Regions from separate parts of the Mus musculus genome. Here region 2 is linked to region 1. A link is a loop called in an ENCODE intact Hi-C map of the cell type or tissue named here. Cell type or tissue: heart. All regions are shown on one strand.

Evidence for each region. Hi-C counts contacts between places; a loop is a spot of excess contacts. Peaks named below come from ENCODE experiments on the same cell type or tissue, not always from the same donor. Only the 100,000 strongest peaks of a DNase experiment are listed, where the experiment ranks them.
Region 2: it touches region 1 in a loop (6-fold over the local background); 24 of 42 quality-filtered maps call a loop at or near these places.

What each region holds. Positions count from the first base shown.
Region 1 is chr4:134,539,112-134,547,111 of GRCm38, reverse strand. Selenon (selenoprotein N) reads left to right here. Exons shown (of 12, transcript NM_029100.2): 4 at 1,422-1,631; 5 at 1,799-1,923; 6 at 2,390-2,527; 7 at 3,981-4,062; 8 at 4,211-4,399; 9 at 4,670-4,775; 10 at 6,177-6,289; 11 at 6,377-6,478; 12 at 7,323-8,000. The coding sequence ends at 7,496. Among named protein-coding and RNA genes, the nearest start is that of Mtfr1l, 7.7 kb to the right of the region's middle. In heart, no CTCF peak of the experiment used is centred here; DNase peaks (open chromatin) are centred at 194 and 3,671; H3K27ac peaks cover 422 bases.
Region 2 is chr4:134,794,753-134,802,752 of GRCm38, reverse strand. No RefSeq gene overlaps it. Among named protein-coding and RNA genes, the nearest start is that of Ldlrap1, 31 kb to the right of the region's middle. In heart, a CTCF peak has its summit at 7,559 (motif pointing right); DNase peaks (open chromatin) are centred at 3,272 and 4,897; H3K27ac peaks cover 831 bases.

The DNA.
Region 1 (8,000 bases):
TGTGTGTGTGTGTGTGTGTGTGTGTGTGTGTGTGTGTGTGTAAACAGACCAGTTCCTGGAGTGGGTAGAGGCAGGGGAATGGGGGGAAGGGAACAGAATGGATGATAGAGAGGAAGAAAGGGTGGGGTGTGGAGCAGAGCAGGTGACTCAAACTCCTGGCAGGGGTCCAGTGCTTGGTGTGCTGTTTGCCCAAATAGGGGCTGTAAGAGGACACAACAACCGCTTGGGACCCAAAGCATTGAGGTGTGCAGGGGCATGTCAGGGGGACTTCTGTAAGTGGAGACACAGCTTTGACCTTCTTGGGGAGACCTGGAATGGAGGAGGGATTGAAGGTGATGTCCCTGCCCAGGGAGTTAGGGCAGTGTCCAGAACCCAGACCGGCCAGCAAGGCAGGCCTCTCAGCCCAACCCTCCTTTGAGAACCTGTCTGTTAGAGGCCTCTGGATGGGAGCTCTCCAGACCGGACCGTTCCTCCTCCTGCCTCTCTCTAAGTTCTTTTCGCACAGCAGAGGTGGAGAGGGAGGGAGGAGCCTGCTGTCCAGCAAGGATTGGCGCTTTCTCAGTGGTCTGCATCCCTAAGGGGATGACACTCCCCTGTCCTGGTAATGATGCTTCAAGGGGCACAGCACCTGCAGAGAGCGTATGCAGACAGGTGCTTACAATCCCTAAGGTCACAGAGGTGCTGCCGATGGAAGAGCTGTAAGAGGGGACCACCATCCTGCCTCTGAGCTCCAAGGCATGTGTAGATAGCTCTGCAGCTGCTGGCAAATCAGTTCTGCACACATACACACACACACACACACACACACACACACACACACACACACCACACACACACACACACTTCAGCTGGAAGAGACAGAGGAGGGCAGGCCTTGCATGATGGGTTAAGTATGATGTGGCTGGTGACTCGAGGCAGGGCCTTCTCTGGCGGTGATCTTCCTTCTGCTCTTAACGCTGGAGTTTTCTCCATTTTTCACTTTCCTCTTTCGTCAGACTCCACAGCAAGTCCAAATTCTGGTCAGCTGTAGTTTGGGGGACACCCAGGGTTAGGGAATGGGAAACGGGCATGCCTGAGGGAGCCAGCAGCCTGAGGCAGGGTCTGGCACCTGGGACTGGTTGGAGGCTTATGCAGAGGCTGGGGGTGGGACCTGCTCCACCACCCTGTTCTAGGCCAGGTAGTATCTCCAGCTACACAGCTGCCCACCCTGCATATGCTGCCCCGGGCCTGGGCTGGGCCCAGAAAGCCACTGAAACCAGGGCAGGTTGTGTGTGAGGTGCGCCTCTCTCTAGCAGGACAGTCTAAGCTTGTGGCCATTTCTGAGACCTTTCCCATGCTCCCTCTCCTGTCCCAGACTATAGTCTAGCTGGCCTTGAGGGACACCGACAGGGCATCCTAGAGCCTTGGCTTCCCCATCCCAGGTCTCCCGCCTCGCTCTGTCCGGCCTCCGCAACTGGACCACAGCAGCCTCGCCGAGTGCAGCGTTTGCTGCCCGCCACTTCCGGCCCTTCCTGCCCCCTCCAGGTCAGGAGCTGGGCCAGCCCTGGTGGATTATCCCCGGGGAGCTGAGCGTCTTCACGGGCTATTTGTCCAACAACCGCTTCTACCCACCACCGCCCAAGGGCAAGGAGGTAAGGACAGCACTGGGAGATGCAACTTCTGCCTGGAGCCACCTTGGGAGTGGCCATTTCTATCGGAACCTGGACCCAAGAACCAGGCATCCCTCCCCCTCAGTCTCCCTCTTGGGGCCTTCGGGTCCAGAGCTGACAAACCAGCTAGGATCTTACTGCCGCCCTAGGTCATCATCCATCGCCTGTTAAGCATGTTCCATCCACGCCCCTTCGTGAAGACCCGCTTTGCCCCTCAGGGCACCGTGGCCTGTCTGACTGCCATCAGCGATTCCTACTACACCGTGATGTTCCGGTGAGTGTCACTGTGCTTGAAGTGTAGGAGAAAGCCAAGCCAGAGACCCCCAACTTTACCACCTCCCTCCCTGTTGGGCTTCGGTTCTCTGAGCATCTGTTTCCTCCTCGGTGGGTCAGGGGAGTAGTAACTTCCTACAGATTTGGTGAGAGGTGTCTGGAACTTGCTTAGCCCTGAGCTGGAATTAGCTGGTGACCAGGATGGTGTCATTCACACACAGGGCCAGGGTATGAAATACACACACACACACACACACACACACACACACACACTCTGGAGAAGGATGGCAGAGAGGGTTGGGGCAAGGCTTCTAAGGAAGATGGCACAGAGCCTTTTAGAGGAGTGACATTGGTGGTATCTCCTGCTTTCTCCTTGACTCTGACCACACAGGAGTCTGGCCACGGCTCCCCGGGCTCTGGGAGAGACTGGGGAGGGATCCAGGCTTAGCAAACTCCATTCCCTACAGGATCCACGCGGAGTTTCAGCTCAGCGAGCCTCCTGACTTCCCCTTCTGGTTCTCGCCCGGCCAGTTCACCGGCCATATCATCTTATCCAAAGATGCTACACACATCCGTGACTTCAGGCTGTTTGTGCCCAATCACAGGTAGGAGCTAGCCCTGGCACAGCCTCAGCACCCTTCTCCTGTGTTCTGCTGCTGCTGCTGCTGCTGCTGCTGCTACTACTATTATCCCTGAGCTCAGAAATCAGGGGGCACATAAACTCTTCAGTCTCTGCCCTTCCCTCAATCCCCAGTGCCACCACTTGGTGACCAAGAAGAGGCAGCAGGAGACCGCTGAGCAGTCCTACCATCTTCTCAGATAATCTCCAGGCACTTGGCACTCCCTCCACCTCCACCTCAACACAGAGCCAAGGCCCTAGGGCCAAGCAAGCCAGCTGGGGTCTTTGCTATTGTCCCACTGCTGCTGTAGGTCCTCCCTAGACTCAGTTTCTCTTGTCCTCCTAGACATGGAACCTCACCTACTTGTGCCACCATGGAAGGTCAGCAGCTGGGCAGGGCCCATGGTAATCCAGGGAGGCTTCCCAGAGGAGGTGGCATCTAGTCAAAATCCTTGGGGAGGGAAGGAAATAATACATATATGGGCTTGAGAGAAGGCAGACATCATAGGGTCTTGGTGGGACTTCTGGGACAACTGTTACTCTAGTTATTTGTCTGTTCTGGGTCAGCCCCATCAGCAGATCTGGGGACAAGGGGTGGAGTGTTGGCGGGGGGTGGGGGGTGGGGGTAGGGAGGCAAGAGTCTTCCCTGATAGCAAGTAGACTTTAAGCAGGCCCATGGTGTCTTGTGCAAGAGCTGGAAGTCCTGAGGCCCCAATGCAAAATTTGTTCTTGGTAGCAGGGGGCTGTGTGGCTGTGAGCAAGGCCCTGGCCCTCTCTGGGCCTCAGTTTCCCCACTGTTCTGGTAGAAGACTGACTGTTTTACCCATGGATCAGGGGTAACAATAGTTGGGAGAGCCTGAACTTACTAGAGTGCTTTCTCTCCCTCTCTAGAGGGGCAGGGCAGAGACATGGTGTTCTACCTACCCCCTTCATGAGTTGAACCCAGTTCTGGGCAGAAGCTGGCACCAGTGTACCTGATTCAAGAACCAAATAACACAGAGGGTAGACGATTAGCCAGGATCTACTGCTTCTAGGACTGTCTAAGATTCAGGTCCCAGGGACACCTCTGAGGGTGTTCAGTCACTTTGCAGAGACTATTGCTTGGTGGTCCTGGGGCTCCCCCGTGTGGCAGACTTTCAGACTGCACTGAGCAAGCCAGACTTCTGAGCTCTGTGGGTGAGTCAGCCGGGAGGTCCTGGGCCTCAGCTCCAACCTGGGTCTTACTGCTGCCTCATCCTGTGTCCTGCAGCGGGGCACTGCCCCTGTCTCTGCCACAAAGGGTCAGGAGAAGTCTATGGGTCGTGCTATGAGAGCCCTGTGCACTATCCAGGCCTGGCCCAGGCTCTGCTGTCAAACTCCCTGTGTCTTCAGCTGCTTGCATTAAACAAGATGTCACCTGGGCTTTGATGGTGACGTTGTTTTACCCTGGCCATCCTCAGGTCCCTGAATGTGGACATGGAGTGGCTGTATGGGGCCAGTGAGACCAGCAACATGGAGGTGGACATTGGCTACGTCCCCCAGGTGAACACTCAGGTGCCCCCACCCAGATATGTCCAGCTGCAAGGCCTTGCCCTGAGCCCCGTCTCCCCACTTCTGCAGAGTAGAGCGTCCCTGGAGGTTTCTCAGGGCCCTTCTCTGAGACACCCCTCACCACTGACTTCCGGCCCAGATGGAGCTGGAGGCTGTGGGCCCCTCGGTGCCCTCTGTGATCCTAGATGAGGACGGCAACATGATTGACAGCCGCCTGCCCTCAGGAGAACCCCTCCAGTTTGTGTTTGAGGAGATCAAGTGGCATCAGGAGCTGAGCTGGGAAGAGGCTGCCCGGCGCCTGGAGGTGGCCATGTATCCCTTCAAGAAGGTGAGGCTGAACGTGAAGGCCAGAGCAAGACTCCTTGATGGAGGCCAAGGCTGAGAACTCTGGTCTAGTCATGCTACTGTGCTGGACCGTTGGGGCACAGCAGTCCCTTCTGCTCCTCTGAGCTTGGAGAAGGCTCACATGGCTCAGCTATGCCCCTTCACACACACACACACACACACACACACACACACACACACACATAAATACTTCACTGGCACAACCACAAACAGGGCCTCGGCCGCTCAGTAGCTTGTCTTGGTTTGACCACAGGTCAACTACCTGCCGTTCACGGAGGCCTTTGACAGAGCCAGAGCTGAGAAGAAACTTGTTCATTCCATCTTGCTGTGGGGGGCCCTGGACGACCAGTCCTGCTGAGGTGAGGGAAGCCCTGGTCAGCTCTAAGGGGAAGCGGGGGGTTTCATACCTATGGCTAGGTTACAAGAGGCTCTGGGACAAACAAGACTTGGAGCCATGAGGACTTGGGCCACTGAGGTCCCAGGGTCACTTGCAGTACTTGGGTGAGCCTAGAAGACAATGCCAAAGTGTAGGAAAAAGGCCAGGCAGATGTGTTCATGCTTGGCCATTTTAATTTAGTGACCTTGACCAAGCAACATCCTTGCCCTGAGTCTCAGTTTTCTCAACCATGAAGTGGGCAGAGCATACCAGTCGTGGTATCGGGTGTCATCATATCGTGTATTCTGTCAAGTAAAATCTACATGTGAGAGAGGAGACAGTACCAGAAGCTGGGCTTGGGTTTCTTATCCAGAATGACCGCCAAGGACCTTCTGGAAAGTTCTCTGAGTATCTAACAGTTAGCTCAAAGATGAGATAAGCAATGCCCCTGCCTTAATCTTGTCACCCAGCCAACATTATGGGTCCCTGCCGTAGCTACGCATTATCCCAGTGTGGTGTAGACACATGCAGGGCAGGTAACCCCAGGGCAGCGAGCTGTGTGCAAGGCAAAGTGGGGTAACAGAAGAGAAGCTGGGAGGCCTCTTGGAGAAAGTGACATTTAACCTAGGATGGTGAGAGGTGGCGTAGTGGTGTGTCACATGACAGGAGGAAGAGGGTTTGAGTGGAACGTGCCTGTGTAAAGGCCCTAGAGACAGAGAACGAAGTGGAATCAAGAATCTGCCACTGGGACTGGAGAGATGGCTCAGTGGTTAAGAGCACTGGCTGCTCTTCCAGAGAACGTGGGTTCAATTCCCACCGCCCACGTGGAAGCTCACCACTGTCTATGATTCCCAGTTCCAGAGGATCTGATGTCCTTATACAGCCACACATGCAGGCAAAACGCCGAGCACATTAAAAAAAAAAAAAAAAAAAAAAAAAAAAAAAAAAAAAAAAAAAACCTTTTTATTTAAAAGAAAATAGAAAGAAAAGAGAGAGAGAGAATCGGTCACTGTGACCAGGCCCTGGGCCACCCCCAGCTGCAGCTCGGCGTGCCAGTTTGTCCATGCTGATCCTACAACTTCCTCCTTCAGCATCTACTCCTTGAGAGTCTGTTCTTGGCTTTTCATTTGAGACAGGCTCTCAGTCTGTAGCTCAGGCTAGCCTATAACTCACTCACCATGTAGCCCAGGCTGGCCCTGAATTTGTGGTCAGCCTCCTGAGTGCTAGGATACAGGTGTGTGCCACCACTCCTAGCTTCTGTCTACTCTTTTAACCTGTTACTTCACCTGGGTGTGGAGACATTCCAAAACCCCACGGAATTTACCTAAGCTGAGGTCATTGCTGTAAAATCAGGGCTACTCACCCTTGGCCTTACCCTGAACAGGTTCCGGGCGGACTCTCCGGGAGACTGTCCTGGAAAGCCCGCCCATCCTCACTCTCCTCAATGAGAGCTTCATCAGTACCTGGTCCCTGGTAAAGGAGCTAGAAGACCTGCAGGTGAGCAAGGGATCAGGGGGAGCGGCCTGTGGGAGTCCCCACGACAGCACTGGGCCCAGATACCAGGAAGTATCATTGTCTCCACAGACCCAGCAGGAGAACCCACTCCACAGGCAGCTGGCAGGCCTGCACTTGGAGAAGTACAGCTTTCCTGTAGAGATGATGATCTGTCTGCCCAACGGCACTGTGGTAGGTCCCCAGCGACAGTGAACAGCGGGCAGGGACACAAGGGGTGGTCTCCATCCCTGGCACAGTGACCCTGAGCAGACTTCAGAGGTGCTTTGGGGAGGGTACAGCAAGGCTCTTAGTACAGCAACAGAGCCAGACATGTCCGTCGTCACCCCCCCCCCCCAGGGAACCTTGTCAGTTCAGTGGACAAAACATGGCCCAAGGGAAGGTCTCCCTGGACCACTTCAGCCAGGGAAAGAGGGTAGAGAGGAATAGATGGCCTGGCCTGAGCCAAGGGTCCCCTTCTCTCTGTGGGCTGCTTAGAGGGTCTGGCATCAGGTTGCAGAGGGTTTGAGTGGAACGTGCCTGCGTAAAGGCCCTAGAGACAGAGAACGAAGTGGAACCAAGAATCTGCCACTGGGACTGGAGAGATGGCTTTGGAAAACGTGCCCATTTTCAGACTGGTAGAGTCAGCTCCCACTCTGAATAGCTGCCCCATCTTCAGTGTCAGTTTTGCAGGAGTGGGAGGGCAGGGCTAGAGGAGGGGAGTGAGCTGACCAGCCCTTAGTACGTGGTAGCCAGGAGTGGGAGCTGGGGCTGGATGGGAGAGGAAACAGTGAACTTGAAGCTTCTGCTGGCCCAAGCTCTGGTGAGAAAATTCTTGGAGGTATTAGGGAGTCAGGGAGGAAAGGCCCAGGTTACTGGTTCCTACCCTGGGAGCTGATGAAAAATGGAATGACCTAACCTGGGCATCTCTAGGCAGTACATCCTCAGTGTGATTGCCTGAAGCTGGTGGAGGCGGAGCTGACCTGGTTACATGTGGCCTGTGGCCTCCCCAGTTCTCTTCACCAAGTCCTTCCTCTAGGTCCACCACATCAATGCCAACTACTTCCTTGACATCACCTCCATGAAGCCTGAAGACATGGAGAATAATAACGTCTTCAGCTTCTCATCCAGCTTTGAGGACCCGTCCACAGCTACCTACATGCAGTTCCTGAGGGAAGGACTCCGGCGGGGCCTGCCCCTCCTCCAGCCCTAGTCCTAGAGGACCTGGACCTGGTAAAAAGCCAGCAGACAGAATCCACGCGCCTTGGAGCCACGGTGCCCGGAGTCTGTTTCAAACTGGAAGTGGTCCCTACCTCATCCCCAGGCTGCCTAGAGAGGTCCAGGGTCATCTGAGGCTGTCACTTTCATAAATCCTGAGGGATGGTGGCCAGATGAGGGGGCCTGTCTGCCCGGTCATGTGACTGAGCTTAATCCGGCTACCACTAGCAGCCCATCTGGCTCCAAGAGCTTCTTCGAGTCCCCCCAAAAGGGGTCTGGGGAGACCTCCCTGGACCACACAGTGTAGTTCAGGACCTCGGTGTGAATAGGGAGTGGACTGGAAAGGTCCCTTCTTTCTAGGCTCCCCTTTCAAGCCAAAGGAATTAAAAGAGCTGGGCTCGGGGCCAAGCTGCCAGCGCTATGCCTGCTTGGAGCCTTCTATGCTGGCCATCCCTAGGTAGCCTTCTGTGCACAGTGCTCCCAGCTAGGGTCATTGTCA
Region 2 (8,000 bases), 260 kb before region 1:
TCCTGCCTTTTTAACATCCCTGGTGGACACAGCGAGGTAGATTCTTCCTCTGGGGCTGCAGTGGCGGCCAGTTTGTTTTCAGCTCATCTCAGCCCCAGGTCGGATGGCTGCACTCATGGCACCGGGCAGGGACCAGGCACAGGGTTAGAGCAGTGCACATCCAGGAGCTCCGGCTGTTTGGCGTCCATCCTCATCCACCTCCCCACACCCATTCTCTGGCATCGAAGCCAGAGCATCTTCTCTCCTGCGCAGCCTGCCTGCCTGAGGAGGGGAATCTGGAGAGCAAGTTCTCTTCACATCACTTTGCCCTCTCCTGCTTTCTAGAGTCTACTTTGGCTTCTTAGTGACCGATGCCCTGTTAATTTTCCACTGCTGTGGGTGCTTAACCAAGCCTCCAGGGCGGGCCCTCCCACCACAGTCCCACTGTCGCCCCTGCACGCTTGTGTGGAGCTTTGTCTGTTTTCATCTGAGAACCAGCCAGCGGCCTCTGTTGGCCCGTGCTCTCCCATCTTGCCGTTACTACAATTGATGTCGGCTTGAGTTTCTAGAGAATTCTTCTGCTCTTGGCATCTTGCCTTCTCTCCTTGTTTCCTGTCCAGATAGGCATCTGAATCTTGGCCATTAAGGTTTGTAGGCACACCACCCTGAACTACCATAAGCAGGGTTCCCCACCTCCCCCGAAGGAGTGACTCTTCTGCCCACGGTGCTCTCGCTGGAGTGGTCTTCACTGCAGTAATTACCAGTTGTCTTGTCTGCTTTTCCTAAAGTGGCCCGATGTCCTAGGATTTCTGATTTATTACATGTCATAAAGCGATGCTTGCCATTCTAGAGGGTTTGGTATTTACAGGATGGCCTGAGCGTGTTGTCACTGGCCGGGAACCCTCTTGGTTGACATCCTCCAAGTGACTGCTCCATGTCTCTCTCATGGCAATCCTTCCGAGAGAGCCTAAAAGTAAGCAAGAATGGTTGCTGTTGCTCAAACCTGTGGGGAGGGGCTATCCTTTACCCGTCACCCCCTTGCCCCATGCCACCCAGGACAGCTGACATCTGCTTGCCGCCTGTGACCCAGTGCTGAGGAGGATGGCAGGTCCAAGGCCCACGGTGAGTTTGAGGCCAACTGTATTGTAAAAGCCTGGTTCAAAGAAAAAAAGGATTCGGAATCCATTATGCTCAGAAACTAAGGGAGACATAACCCAGGTTGCCCCAGAGGTGAACTAGTTAAAGTTTATTCAGGATGAACTGGGGGAAGGATGGGAACCAGGCTCACTCATGATTAAGGGTCTTAGACCTGAAGGGCCTGGCTGTCTGGGGCTGTGGGGAGTGCTCCTCTGGTCCTCTCCTCACTGTCTGCTTTTAATCCCTGACCCTGTGTGTGTGTCTGTGTATGCACTTGCACATACGTGCACCTGAAAGCCTGAAGTTGAGGCCCTCAATCCCTTCACCTTATCAAGGAAGAGTCAATAACTCGCTATGGCTAGAGCCAGCTTCCTCTGGGTTCTTCCCTGTGCTTGCCTCCAGGGCCTGAAACTGAAGGTGTGCACGTGGTCCTTGTGTGGCTTCTGAGGACCCCCAGCTCCTGTTCTGAGGTTTGTATCGTAATTAACCACTTAGCCATCCCTAGCCCTCAAGCACTTGCCAAGGAAAGCCACCCCTGTTGTTCTGTGGTCCACCAGGAGCCCTGTGGTCTGGCCACGCGTACCACATGGTAGGCATCAGCCCCCAGCTCTGCCATCAGCCCTGAGGGGTGTTGCTTCTTGAATCTGTGACAAAATTCAGAGCGCTTGGACTCTCCAGGGCCTCCCTGCAAGGTCTGACCTGCAAGGAGTCGCTCTAAGACAGGCCCGACAGCTGTACGTGTGACATGGACTTCGATGTGCCCAGCAGCTGTGGGCCTCACTCACAGCCTCCGTGGCCCAGGCCCTCACGCTCATCTGACCCTGCATTTTAATAAGGTCACCTGCGGAGCCCTATCCTGAGTGACAGCCCCAAGCCCCTCTTTAGGCTTTTGGGATTTTAGAATGAAGAGCTTAGCTGCTGAGGGCTGAAGGAGGTGAAGATCTCTAAACCCTACTTCTTGTTTTGAGATAAGTCTCACCATGTAGCTCTTGACTGGCCCATGGAACTGGCTATGTAGACCAAAGTGGAATACAAGAGATCCTGCCTCTGTCTCTCTCCATGTCTGTCCCCTCCCTCCCTCCCTCCAGCTGGAAGCCCAGGCTAGGAGGATGGAGTCTCCTTTGCTGCCCAGCAATGGCTGATCAAAGCAGGTCAGCATCATCACCCAGGGACCCAGGGCAGGTAAACGCCCAAGCGAGGGACCTGAAGTGTGTGTGTCGTCCTATTGGAGCATCTTGAAACAGTGCCATACTGCAGGGTTTTAGACGAGTCTAAACAGACTGCCTCCAGGACAGGCAGAGAGCAGAAGGAGCCTATTCACCATGTCTCCCATCTGCCTGTCTGCTTTCCTGTGTTTCTTGTCAGATTTCCCCCACAAGTGTCTGCTTGTTTTAGCAAGGCGCGAAGATTCCTTCAACAGCCCGGTGCTCGGAGAACAAGTTAGGCTTTTTCTGGTCCTTCCTCCAGGAAGGATTCTGGCTGACACAGTCCAACAATCTTAGTTCTCCCAAGGGTACCATGCTCTTCTTGCCTCCTTCCTTCCTTGGCTGGCTCTGAACAGCTCTGCCTTCTCCCGTCTCAGCTCCTCTGCCCTTGCTCGCTGTTCAAGCTCAGTCCTCCTTGGGCTGGGCTCTCTAGAGCCTGGAGTTGCTCTCTGTAGTACTTCTCGAAAGCATCTAAGGCTTACCTGTGCAAGAAGTCAAGATGAGCATTGTCAAAAATAATTTAAAAAAATAAAATTAAATTAAAAAAAAAAAGATGAGCATCTTCTGGAAGCTGCTCTGTCCTCGTTCTTAGCAGTGCAGTCTGGATACAGTGGAGATAACGGGGATGTGGAACTGAGGGTGGCAGGACCTTTAGTGAGTTTGACCTGAAACCTGTAGTTACGTTTTATTTCCTTTCACGTTTATTTCCTGGGATGGGGCTGAAGGAGGTGAGTCACAGCAGATGTGTAGATGTCAGAGTGGGCTCCTGTAGGTACCAGGTTTGGCTACAGGCTCTTTACCTGTGACACCATGGCTGGACCCTAAACCTGCACTAGTCCTTCGGTTCCCCTCTCCAGCCCCAACTGAATCTGAGAACCTCTGAGAGCCACTGACCTGAACCGCTGCCTGAAGCCATGTCCACCAGCTGCCAGCAGAGGGCGCAGGCTATCTCAGCCCTGGCTACTCCCCACCCGCCAGCTCAGCTGGGCATGGGAGGCTCTTCCCTAAAGACTTTGCTACAGAGTCTGTCACTGACAAACACCAAGTCACCTCCTAGGGGTGCTGAGTGGCCAGGTACTGGATAGATGCAGCTTACTAGTGAGGAAGGCTTCCCTGGCTTCCCTCCCACTGGTATATATCCCCAAATTTCCAACAGTAAACCTGATTACTTTCATAATAAATGAATTTTAAAACAGTTTAAATGTAATTGAAAGACAAATCAAGGGAAGAAAAGAAGGAAGGAGAGTGGTGAAATGATTCAGGGGGTGAAAGTGCTTGCTATGTAAGCCTTCAGGACCTGACCTTGATCCCCAAATTCCATGACAGAAGCAGAAAACTGACTACGGAGCATTGACCTCTGACCACCATGCCTGCCTTGGCGCCTTTGCACTTTTGGTCACATGCACAATAATAGGAGGAGGGGAAGAGGGAGGAGAGGGAGGAGAAGGGAGGAGAGGGAGGAGAAGGGAGAAGAGGGAGGAGAAGGGAGAAGAGGGAGGAGAAGGAAGAAGAGGGAGGGGGAGAACGACTCAGAAAGGAGCTATGCAGCCTAAGGGAAGTCCCTCTAGCACTTACCCCCAGCTGTTAGTTCTCCTGGGGTGTCTGCCTGAGGGAGAAAGTTAGTGGGGTCACAGTCGTCCGAGTGCTCAAGGTAGCTGAGGGTTTGTCTTGTCACCTCAGCAGTGCACTGTCCCCAGAGTTGGAGTTCAGAGTGTTTGGGTTCAGACTGCCCAAGGACAGTGATCCACTCGTTCACACATGGCTGTTCTGAAATGCTAGGAACATCCACAGCCGAGTGGCGGGGAGTAGGCCAAGGTATTTAACCTCAGAGGTGCCCCCCTCTGCTCCCGTGGCTGTGGACATACTGTTTGAGTTGCATAGAATCTCAGACATTTAAAATTGGGAGAGCCAGGTGATGCGGGTGATGGTGGCAAGTGCCTTTAATCTCAGCACTTGGAAGGCAGAGGTAGGCAGAGCTCTGTGAGTTCGAGGACAGCCTGGTTGACAGAGCAGGTTCCACGACAGCTGGGGCTACACAGAGAAACCCTGCCTTGAAATGAGAGAGAGAGAGAGAGAGAGAGAGAGAGAGAGAGAGCAAGTTCTATCAATCATCTATCATTTATCTGTCAACTATGTATTTATCTATTGATTATCATCTGTCTGTCTATCTATCTGTAATCCATTTAGAGATAGTATCTTGCTATGTAGCGTCCAGGCTGGCCTTGAACTCTGTTACCCACCGCTTTGGCATCTCAACAGCTGGGATGACAGACAGGCTTGAGCTCCCATGCCTGATACATTTGTTTTTGAAACTGTGTCTCTGTGTAGAGCAGGCTAGCCACAATCCCCATCCCTTCTGCCTCTGAGTGCTGCTACTGTGGGCTCTTGGACCATACCTGGCCAAGGATTTGGAGTGTCTGTTCAAACACCTGCATACCCAGCCCACTTCTGTACTCCCTGCAGGCCCTGGGAGAGGCGGGGCCGTGGCTCCCACTCTGCCTGCTTGGTGGATTACCTAGGGCCTGGTATCATGCCCTTTTCTACCAACCTGACATCTGGGCTGAATTGAGCTGTGTGGTTTTTGGCAGCAGGGTTGGAAAACGGACTAGAGGACAGGGCTTGAGAGCGACCTTCTGTCCCGGTGACTTGGGGCCTCAGAGGAAATAAATTCTGGTGGCTGGAGCTGGAGAAGTTGGAGCTAGACTCGGTCTCTCACTTCCCCCAGTCACTGAGCTTCTCTCTAGGCCCCAGCCTCCATTTCTCTCAGTCACATCTCTTACAGTGATGTTTACCAATGTCACCTAGCCCAAGAAGGTCCGTGAACATCACCTGCATTGGTGATTTGTAGGCTTCATCGACTGAGGCTTGCTCTCCTTTGCTGTCTTGCCCAAGCTGGCCTCAAATTCCTGGGTTCAAGTGGTCCTCTGGCCTCAAGCTTCTGACATAGCTGGGACCACAGGCATGCACCACCATAACTGGCTTTATCTCAGGTTTTCCGATAATAAACCATAGGATCTGTGGCCAGGAGAAGCTCAAAGGGGACAGAGGCAGAGCAAGCACTGTGCTGTCAGGAAAGGTGAGGAAGCCAGCCAGAGAGAGAAAGCAGCCAGCCAGCAGGGCAGTTGGCTGGCAGGAGCTGCCCCTGCCATGAGTCTGTGTGTTCTGGGCTGGTGAGAGTCAGAGCTGCCTCTGAGGCCCAGGTGGATGGGCATGGCTCCCCACAGGGACCACGGGCTCCCTCACCATCAGGCAGGGATAATAACTCCGTCCCTCCTTGCTGTGGCCTGTACTAAGTTGTGGCCAAGAGCAGAAGTGTCAAATATATCTGGAACTCAGCCTCCTGCTTTCTACAAGAACAGTTGTCCTGGTTAAGAAGAGGGACAGCTGGGGGAAGTCAAAGCCAGCCCTCAGGTCTGGTGGTGACACAGGACTGTCTTCCTGTGTCAGTCAGGAAAATCTAGGGCTGCTTGTTACTACAGCCAAAAGGACTTACACAGAGAAAGTGCCTGCTCAGGTCCCCTGTGGCCGAACTCCAGGCTAGAGATCAGGAACCTAGGAAGGAGATTCAGGACCTTGCCAAGGTCCAAATATGCATGTCTCTGCCTAGTTCCTATGTTGACATCCCAGCCCCCAAGTGATGGCACTGGGAGGCGCGTTCAGCAAGTGATTAACTCTGGAGCCACGCCCTTTTCTCAGGACAGCATAGAGGGAGACTGCTCTAACCAGTTACCACATCTGAGATGTTTTCCTCCTGAACTTACCACGTGTCAGACAGTTGGGGGGAGGGGGGACACCCAAACACTTCAGTTTCCTGGAGGGGACAGTCTAAAGCATACAGAGACTAGGAGCTTTTACAAAAAAAAAAGAGGACCTCTCCCAGGCAGGCTGGGGGTGGGGTGGGGGTTCATGATCCCAGCTACTCAGAGGCTGGGGGTGGGGGGGCGGGAGATGCCATCTCAAGGCCCCAGTGGGCTACAGAAGTGAGTTCTCAGGCAGCCCAGGCAACTTAGAGGGGGCAGGTGACTCAGATTAAAAAGGGAAGGGAGCTGGGGATCTAAGCCCAGTGGCAGAGCATTTGCCTAGCATGTGTGAGCGCTGCTTCAATCCTTAGCTGCAACAAGAGCAGACCACTCTTACATATGTGCTAATATGTGCTTACATATGTGCTTACATATGTGCTTACATATGTGCTAATATGTGCTAATGGTTCCCCACAGGCATAAAGCCCGCTGTGCAGAGGCCGTGTCCGGTGGGAGGGATGGGGAAGAAAGTGGCAGGAGCTACCTCCCCAGCTCCTGTAACGAAGTGAGGGGCAGATGCTGCCTGCCAGGTTGTCAGCAAAGATGAGTTACCAGGTATTGACCATGCTCAGGAAGAGGAAGACAGATGTTACCTCAAGTTGTGGGCTGGAGAGATGGCCCAGTGGTTAGAGCACTGGTTGCCCTTCCAGGGGACCCAAGGCTCATTCTCAGCCTCTGTGACTCCACTGCAGGGGCTCTGTTGCTCTCTTCTGGCTTCCATGGGCACTGTCACATACACAGCACAGCACACAGACACAGCACACACACACACATAGCACACACATACACACACAGCACACACACACACACAGAGCACAGCACAGCACAGCACACACAGACACATAGCACACACATACACACACACACATACACAGCACAGCACACACACAGCACAGCACACACACACACACATACACACACACAGCACACACACACACACACACAGCACACACACACACACACACACACATACACAGCACACACACACAGCACAGCACACACACACACACATACACACACACACAGCACACACACACACAGAGCACAGCACAGCACAGCACACACACACACACAGCACACACATACACACACAGAACACACACACACACAGAGCACAGCACACACACACATACACAGCACAGCACACACACACACATAGCACACACATACACACACAGCACACACACACACAGCACACACACACAGAGAACAGCACACACACACACACACCTACACAGCACAGCACAGCACACACACACACCTACACAGCACAGTACAGCACACACACACACATACACAGCACAGCACACACACACACACACACACAGCACACACACACACACACACACACATAATGAGGTAAATATTTTTCACTTTTTAAAAAAAAAATTATGTATGAGTGCTCTATCTGCATGTACACCTGCATGCCAGAAGAGGGCATCAGATCCCATTATAGATGGTTGTGAGCCACCATGTGGTTGCTGATAATTGAACTCAGGAGCCCTGGAAGAGCAGACAGTGCTCTCAAATGCTGAGCCATCTCTCCAACCCATATTTTTCACTCTTAAAAAAACTTTTATTGGGGTTGGTGAGATGGCTCAGTGGTTAAGAGCATTGGCTGCTCTTCCAGAGGTCCTGAGTTCAATTCCCAGCAACCACATGGTGGCTCACAACCATCTGTAATGGGATTTGATGCCCTCTTCTGGTGTGTCTGAAGACAGCTACAGTGTACTCATATACACAGGATAAATAAATCCTTTAAAAAAAAAAAACTCACTTTTACCAGGCATGGTGGCACATGCCTTTAATCCCAACACTTGGGAGGCAGAGGCAGGCAGATTTCTGAGTTTGAGGCCAGCCTGGTCTACAAAGTGAGTTC